2 separate regions of the Homo sapiens genome follow, and region 1 is linked to region 2. Evidence: chromatin contacts called from ENCODE POLR2A ChIA-PET data. All regions are on one chromosome and are shown on one strand. Each heading gives the region's core, a stretch centred on a gene start or an enhancer-like site at or near the end of the contact. The rest is flanking DNA. Distances are from core to core; before and after follow the strand shown.

Region 1 (3,581 bases), core at 262-2,761, about 10 Mb before region 2:
AGTGCCAAAAACTCCGTTCCTCTTATCGGAAATCTCTCTCTAAAGCAGGTCAAACCTTCCAGAGCCCGCTGTCTGTTGTAGATTATCGCAGTTTGTTGATGTCCAAAAAGCTTTACTTATGCTATACGCTATCCCCCTACTGGTTTCACCCCTCATTGCTTAAGAACAAATTTCAAATGTCAACCAATTAAAATATTCGCAAGACCTCTGGCGTCCTTGAATTTACTTCCTGCCCGTGGAGCCAAAAACTGATTCTGAATTTCAGTGGCCTTTGTTCTACTGCGTGCCACTGTTAATATTAAAAGAACATGGCCTTCTGTCCAAATCCAGACACCCTCAAGCAAGAACATCTTGAAGCCAGTTTACATTTCCCAGTCGTTTTGAGGCGGTGGAAAAGTGGCAGAAACAGGTTCATTTTAAAAGGCTCTAAAAACTTTTCATTAGCCAAGCATTCCCAGCTTTCCCAAGGCAAGCTTTCCTTGCACTTGGGCAAAATAGACATTAAACTGCTCTGGAAAATAACCGCCCTGACCAGGCTATTGTGAAATTCCCTCCAGGGCGGCGGCTCCCACTGAGTGAGATCGAGCGCATACACAATTGTTGGGAAAGTCCACGTTCCCAACAACTTTCGAAAGGAAAAATGCCAGATCTTCTCAACAGTTCACCCCAAGAATTGAACTCTCAAGATCATTTTAAGCAAAGTTTACACGACGCTGAGGGCCCGCCACTGAAGCTCGCGGGTGGGCCTCTGGGGCTGCGGCTGCAGGGGGCGGCCAGAGTTGGCCAAGGGTTACTTCCGGTCTCTCAGGTCCATCGGGGTGCAGCTTGTACCGCTGTGGCCCAGGTCGCCCCTTTCTGGGAATCCGGGGCGGAGTTGCGGGTAGAAGGGGTTCGGGGGTTCGGAGCCGGGCGGAAACGGAAGCGGGGGCATTCCGCAAAGCCCGCGGTAAACAACCGAGATAAGGAACCTACAAAACTGAGTCAGGTTCCAGAAGCGCCCCCGCCATCCCCTGGCCACTGCCGGCCACCTGCAGTTTCCCGGAGCGCAGGGCTGTGAGGAGCGGCGCGGGGTGGGACGCGGGGCGCGGCGGCGCAGGGCCTGCTGCAATGCTGACTCAGGGCCGGGCGTCGGGGCTTGGGGTCTGGGACAGCTCCGGCGCCGCCAGCGCGGGGGTCGAGCGCGGGGCACGTACCGTCCTGTCGCGGCCGGACTCTCCTGCCGCTGCCACCTCAGCCTTCGCTCCCCTAGACGCCGGGAAGGCGCACCCAAGATGGAGGCAAAGAAACCGAAAGCCTGGAAGCGGACTTGGTGCTGGGCGATCGCTGTTCGCGGCGCTTCTCTCCTACACCTCCTCCCGTGGTCCTTGTTGTCTCAGCTGTCACTGGACAAAAGTCCAATAGCCGGCACTCACTGTGTGAGGCCGAGTCCCCACCCCTAGCTCCGGGAGTCCCTTTTAGTTGAGACTCGTCGGTGAGGCTGCAAGCTCGCTGTTTCCTGCTATGGCTTGTGTGACTGAGTATGCAGTAACCGGGGGTGGATGTCGACACAAGTTCCACGCGTTAGGAGTAAACACTGCGAGTGTTTTTTTTTTTCTTTCTTTCTTTCCTTCTTTTTTGAGACAGAGTCTCGCTCTGTGGCCCAGGCTGGAGTGCAGTGGCGCAATTTCAGCTCACTGCAACCTCCGCCTTCCTAGTTCAAGCGATTCTCTTGCCTCAGCCTCCCGAGTAGCTGGGACTACAGGCACGCGCCAGCACGCCCGCCTAATTTTTGTGTTTAGTAGAGACGGGGTTTCACTGTTGGCCAGAATGGTCTCGAACTCTTGACCTCGTGATCCGCCCGCCTCGGCCTCCCAAAGTGCTGGGATTACAGGCGTGAGCCACCACGCCCGGCGCGAGTGTTTACAATTGTTGTCTGGGAGTCATAGCAAACGTGAACACACTTTGTGGTTTTTTGTGTGTATGTTTTTGTTTGTTTTTTTTTGTTTTCCTTCTTGAGACAGGGTCTCGCGCTGTCGCCCAGGCTAGAAGGCAGTGGCGCCATCACAGCTCACTGCAGCCTGGATTTCCCGCTCTCAAACCATCCAGCCCTCAGCCTCCCAAGTAGCGGGGACCACAGGTGCAAGCCACCATGCCCGACTAATTTTTTTTTTTTTTTGTATTTTTAGTAGAGATGGGGTTTCACCATGTTGGCAAGGCTGGTCTCCAACTGCTGGCCTCAAGTGATCCTTGCCCGCCTCGGCCTCCCAAAGTGCTGGGATCACAGGCGTGAGCCACCGCGCCCCTCTACGTTTTTATTTATTCCTAATAACTACTTTATTGTGATTCTTAAAGAGCTTTAACTTTTCTTGAGATAATTTTAAACTCACAGGAAAGGTGAAGAATAATACCAAGAGAGACTAACAGCAGGACGGCATGAAGAGCTCGGGATTCACCCCTAGTGAAACTGAAAATTATTTAAAACAACAAACAACCATTAACCATTTAAAGCCTTTGAAATGGTCCTAAGGGCAAACAGCAAATGAAGAAACATCTGTTCCAAAAAATCTATGAAAACTCTTGGATCAGAATGTGAGAGTCAGTCTGTGGTATTTAAACCAAACCTCTCCCTTTGTTCAGCAAGAGACTCCACTCCAGACTGCTGCAACTCAGAACCTCTCTCTTCCCACAGCTCCCAGTCAGAGACCAGCATATCAGCATTTCTCATCTTGCCCCTAGCTACCTGATGCTGAAGGTAAATCCTGGGGGAGTGTGGTGGAGAGGTGGGAGATTCCTTCTTCCATCCAGAGGCTCTACCTTGGGTGGAGTGCTGAGACACCAGAGGAGACTTCAGCTCTTTTTCTCCATCACTTTCACCCCATATTCACCCCCAACCTTTTTTTTTAATCTCTCCATCTTCCCAAGATAGTTATATTCTGTTTGATTAATCTTCAGTATATATGCTATTATAATCATGTAAACGGTAGTCACAGCCAAGTTATGTACCAAACTATGATTACTTTTCCTTTCCCACACAACTTTTAGTTTTTTCTGGAGTTAATAATTGTCTTGTTTTGTTGGTTTTTCCATGTAATTCTATCCTAAACTCTGTCAGTTATCCAAGTTTGGTTTTTTGTTTGTTTTTGAGACAGGGTCTCACTCCAGGCTGGAGTGCAGTGACCCGATCACAGCTCACTGCAGCCTTAACCTCCCAGGTTCAAGTGATCCTTCTGCCTCAGCCTCCTGAGTAGCTAGGACTACAGGTCCTAGCATGCCACCATGCTAGGTGTGCCACTACAGGTGCCACCATGCCCAGCTAATTCTTTAAAAAAAAATTTGTGGCCCGGCGCAATGGCTTATGCCTGTAATCCCAGCACTTTGGGAGGCTGAGGCGGGTGGATCACGAGGTCAGGAGTTCAAGACCAGCCTGGCCCAGATAGTGAAACCCCATCTCTACTAAAAATACAAAAAATTAACTGGGTGTGATGGCGGGCGCCTGTAATCCCAGCTACTCAGGAGGCTAAGGCAGAGAATTGCTTGAACCCGGGAGGCGGAGGTTGCAGTGAGCCTAGATTATGCCAGTGCACTCTAGCCTGGGAGACAGA
Region 2 (3,603 bases), core at 961-3,460:
CATTCCTTCATCAATATTGAAGCTAATATCTGTGCAAGTTTTATAGTACCAGAAAAAAAATTTTTAACATGTAATCTACCCTTCCTAGAGTCAACTTTTGATATAGTTTGGCTGTGTCCCCACCCAAATCTCATCTTGAATGATAACTCCCACAATTCCCACCTGTCATGGGAGGAAACTGGTGGGAGGTGATTAAATTATGGGGGCGAGACTTTCCTGCGCTGTTTTTGTGATAGTGAATGAGTCTCGAGGATCCGATCATTTTAAAAATGGGAGTTTCCCTGCACAAGCTCTTTGCCTGCCGCCATCAATGAAAGATGTGACTTGTTCCTCCTTGCCTCCCGCCATGATTGTGAGGCCTCCCCAGCCATGTGGAACTGTAAGTCCATTAAACCTCTTTATTTTGTAAATTGCCCAGTCTCAGGTCTTTATTAGCAGCGTTAAAAATGGATTAATACAGCTTTTTTCAGAGAACAGTAAAACATTGTCTTGGTTCTTGGGTGAGTAAGAGCAGAAGGGACACTTTTGGTGCCGTGGCATCTCTTGGCAGAGAAGTCTAATTTCACTGCTAACTTGCTTTGTGAGGGTGCATTTGTGACAAGAAGAACAAATAGATGTGCAAAGAAAAAAAACTCATACACACACATATAGGCATATCCATGGGAAATTATTCAGATCCTTCTCCTACCCCAAAGTGCCTAATTATTCAAGGCTTGACTCAAATCCCGTCTACTTGAAGGAACTAATTGATTTTATGAGCATATAGTCCAAAAAGATTTAGTTTGTCTGGCTTCAGCAATGCCTACCTGGAGAAGTGACATTTAAGCTGAGATTTTTAAACTAAGATCTAAAAGATGAGTTAGCCAGCGAAGAGTTGGGTGAAGCAGATGTTGGCTCAAGGGGTTTTCCAAACTCAGGGTGAGAAGTCCCTGAGTTTGGAGAGTGTGGTTTATTTGAAGAACTAAATGCTGAAGTAAGCAAAGCAGAGTGGCACATTATGGGGTTGGACAAAGAGATCGGGCAACCAGGGCTTTATAGTATGTATTAAGAAACTGAATTTTATAAGAGCAAAGAAAAGCCATGGAAGGATTTTCAGGTTGGCAAATGACATGATCTGCTTTTCAATTAAAAAAAAAAACACTCAAACTCTTGTATGGAGAATGGATTAAAAGGTAGATAAGGGCTGAAGTGAGGCAGCCATTCGGGAATCTACTGCAGAAGGAGGCAGCAGAAGAGATGGAGCAGAGTAAATGAGACTTGGGAAATATTTAGGAGGAAGAATCAATTAAGATTTGAGGATCAGGTGTTGCGAGGTGAGGGAGAAGGCAATGTCAACTATGAATCCTAGGTATCTGTCATGTGCCATTTCTAGAAAAAGAGCAGGTTTGAGGAGAAAGATGTTTGGTTCTGAACATAGTTTGTAGAGCTCACTGCACATACAAGTGGAGAGGCAAGTGGGAGTTGTAGGTGTGAAGCCCAGAGGAGAGGTGTGGACGGGATAAGCATTTAAGACTCCTCCATCTAGAAGGAAACTGAAGCTGTGGGTGAGGTCATCACAGCACAGCGTTTAGGAGAAGCCCAGGTAAAGAAGCTGACGAATGTCTGGACCCTGACAACCTTAACATATAATGGTTTGATAGTGGAGGTGGAGGCAATGTAGAAAGAATGCCAGAGGCAGGAAAAAGCAAGAAGGATGTGTTATCATCATGACCAAGGAAGAAACGTGTTTCAAGAACAAAGGCGTCAACTCTGCCCCATGCTTCCGAGCTGTCAAGTAAAGTGAGAAAAACAGAAAAGCGTTCCCTGGGTTTAGCAACACGGAGGTCAGTTGCTAAAGGGAGCTTCTAGAATGACGACGTCGCCAAATCTGTCCTCTGCCTGGATTCTCGGCGATGAAACTACTACAGAGACCTCCAAGTTTGGGCTTCTGCAAACACAGCACGTCCTTCTGATCGTTCTCTAAGATATGTAAACAGAACGCCAGTTCCCAGCGTGGCAACACGGGACTGGGCTGCAGCTCACCCAGCCGGCGGCCCCCGCCGGAAGCCGGCGGAAATACCCCAGCGCGTGGGCGGAGCAGCGGCCCGCAGAGGGAGGCGGTGGCGCCCACGGAACAGCCGCGTCTAATTGGCTGAGCGCGGAGCCGCCCGGTGATTGGTGGGGGCGGAAGGGGGCCGGGCGCCAGCGCTGCCTTTTCTCCTGCCGGGTAGTTTCGCTTTCCTGCGCAGAGTCTGCGGAGGGGCTCGGCTGCACCGGGGGGATCGCGCCTGGCAGACCCCAGACCGAGCAGAGGCGACCCAGCGCGCTCGGGAGAGGCTGCACCGCCGCGCCCCCGCCTAGCCCTTCCGGATCCTGCGCGCAGAGTGAGTGGCCGTGAGGTTCCGGGTGCCGGGGGTGGGACGCGCAGGGACAGAGTCCTCGGGCCGTGCAGTTGGACGCCGGGCGAGGACGGGCCGTCTGTGCTGACCCGCGAATAGTGATCCCAGAGGAAGAACGCGTCCTGAGTATTCCAAGTGCGAGCAGTGCCACCTGTTCTCGGAGATGGCACTGCTCAGCACGATTGTCCTTGCCAGTCGTGCTCTGGCAGTGAAGAGGACTTGTGAAATATAATTTTCCTCTAGAAGGCACTGCACCTTCCCATTTACCGTCACTTTCTCCCGTTTCCACCCCTTTCCATCAGTCACGTTTTCTTCTTTTCGCAGAAAGTTTCATTTGCTGTATGCCATCCTCGAGAGCTGTCTAGGTTAACGTTCGCACTCTGTGTATATAACCTCGACAGTCTTGGCACCTAACGTGCTGTGCGTAGCTGCTCCTTTGGTTGAATCCCCAGGCCCTTGTTGGGGCACAAGGTGGCAGGTCAGTAAATGTTCATGGAATCAGATGAATGAGTACATGACTTCGGAATCTTAATTATGTTTCTATGTTCAAAGATGGAAGGGCTTAATGTCTTCCTAGAGTTTAAAAGTGATGTTTAGTTTTTGCAGACCCCCCACCCCAAAATAATATAGTCTTAAAAAAATTTCTGGCCGGTACTGAAGAGTTCTGTGGTAGGTATGCAGAGGTGTGGTTGATTGTGCTTTGAATGTTGTTTGTATAGATAAGGAGTTATTTTCATAGAACAGAAACAGGACTTGAGCCTCCAGCACAGTCCATTGTGCAACCATTGCTTAATGAGGATGCTGGACTCACACTTGTGAGATCATAATATGGTTTGCTTTTTACTTTCTAATTCCGTCTGAAATATACATAATTTCAATTCAACAAACTGTTTCGAGCACATAGTATATGCAGGGCACTGTCCAAGGTCCATAAGATGTTAAAAAGCAAAATACCCCACTACTCTACCCCCTCCCCACCCACCTTCCCCCGCCGGGGACTCTGGAGGCATCACAGAGCTTTACAAGGAAAACTGGAACCGATGCTCTAATAGAGGTACAGAATTCAGTGAGACGCAAGTCAAAGAAAGCTTAATTGTGAGTAAGTCTCAGACAACTTTATGAAAGAAGGGGCTTTTGTACATAGCTTTGAATGCTATAGGATTTAGAGACGCAAAAATTTGTGGAGAGGCTGTTTCCAAGGGCGAGTAGCTGGAGCAAAGCAGAA

The links. ChIA-PET counts read pairs that join two places held with the same protein, here RNA polymerase II (POLR2A).
Region 1: POLR2A ChIA-PET joins it to region 2 with 6 read pairs in GM12878. The contact joins the promoter of CFLAR here to the promoter of STAT1 in region 2. POLR2A ChIA-PET finds 5 or more read pairs at or near these places in 2 of 52 experiments (GM12878 and activated CD4-positive, alpha-beta T cell).

What each region holds. Positions count from the first base shown.
Region 1 is chr2:201,114,094-201,117,674 of GRCh38, reverse strand. CFLAR (CASP8 and FADD like apoptosis regulator) reads right to left here and starts at 1,511. Exons shown (of 10, transcript NM_003879.7): 1 at 1,194-1,511. It overlaps LOC105373836 (a long non-coding RNA gene), which reads left to right and starts at 991. Exons shown (of 3, transcript XR_923785.3): 1 at 991-2,731. RefSeq lists a silencer at 1,026-1,235 and an enhancer at 1,266-1,525.
Region 2 is chr2:191,012,778-191,016,380 of GRCh38, reverse strand. STAT1 (signal transducer and activator of transcription 1) reads left to right here and starts at 2,210. Exons shown (of 25, transcript NM_007315.4): 1 at 2,210-2,363; 2 at 2,703-2,856. RefSeq lists enhancers at 790-839, 1,618-1,697, 1,728-1,927, 2,538-2,857 and silencers at 1,978-2,217, 2,248-2,447.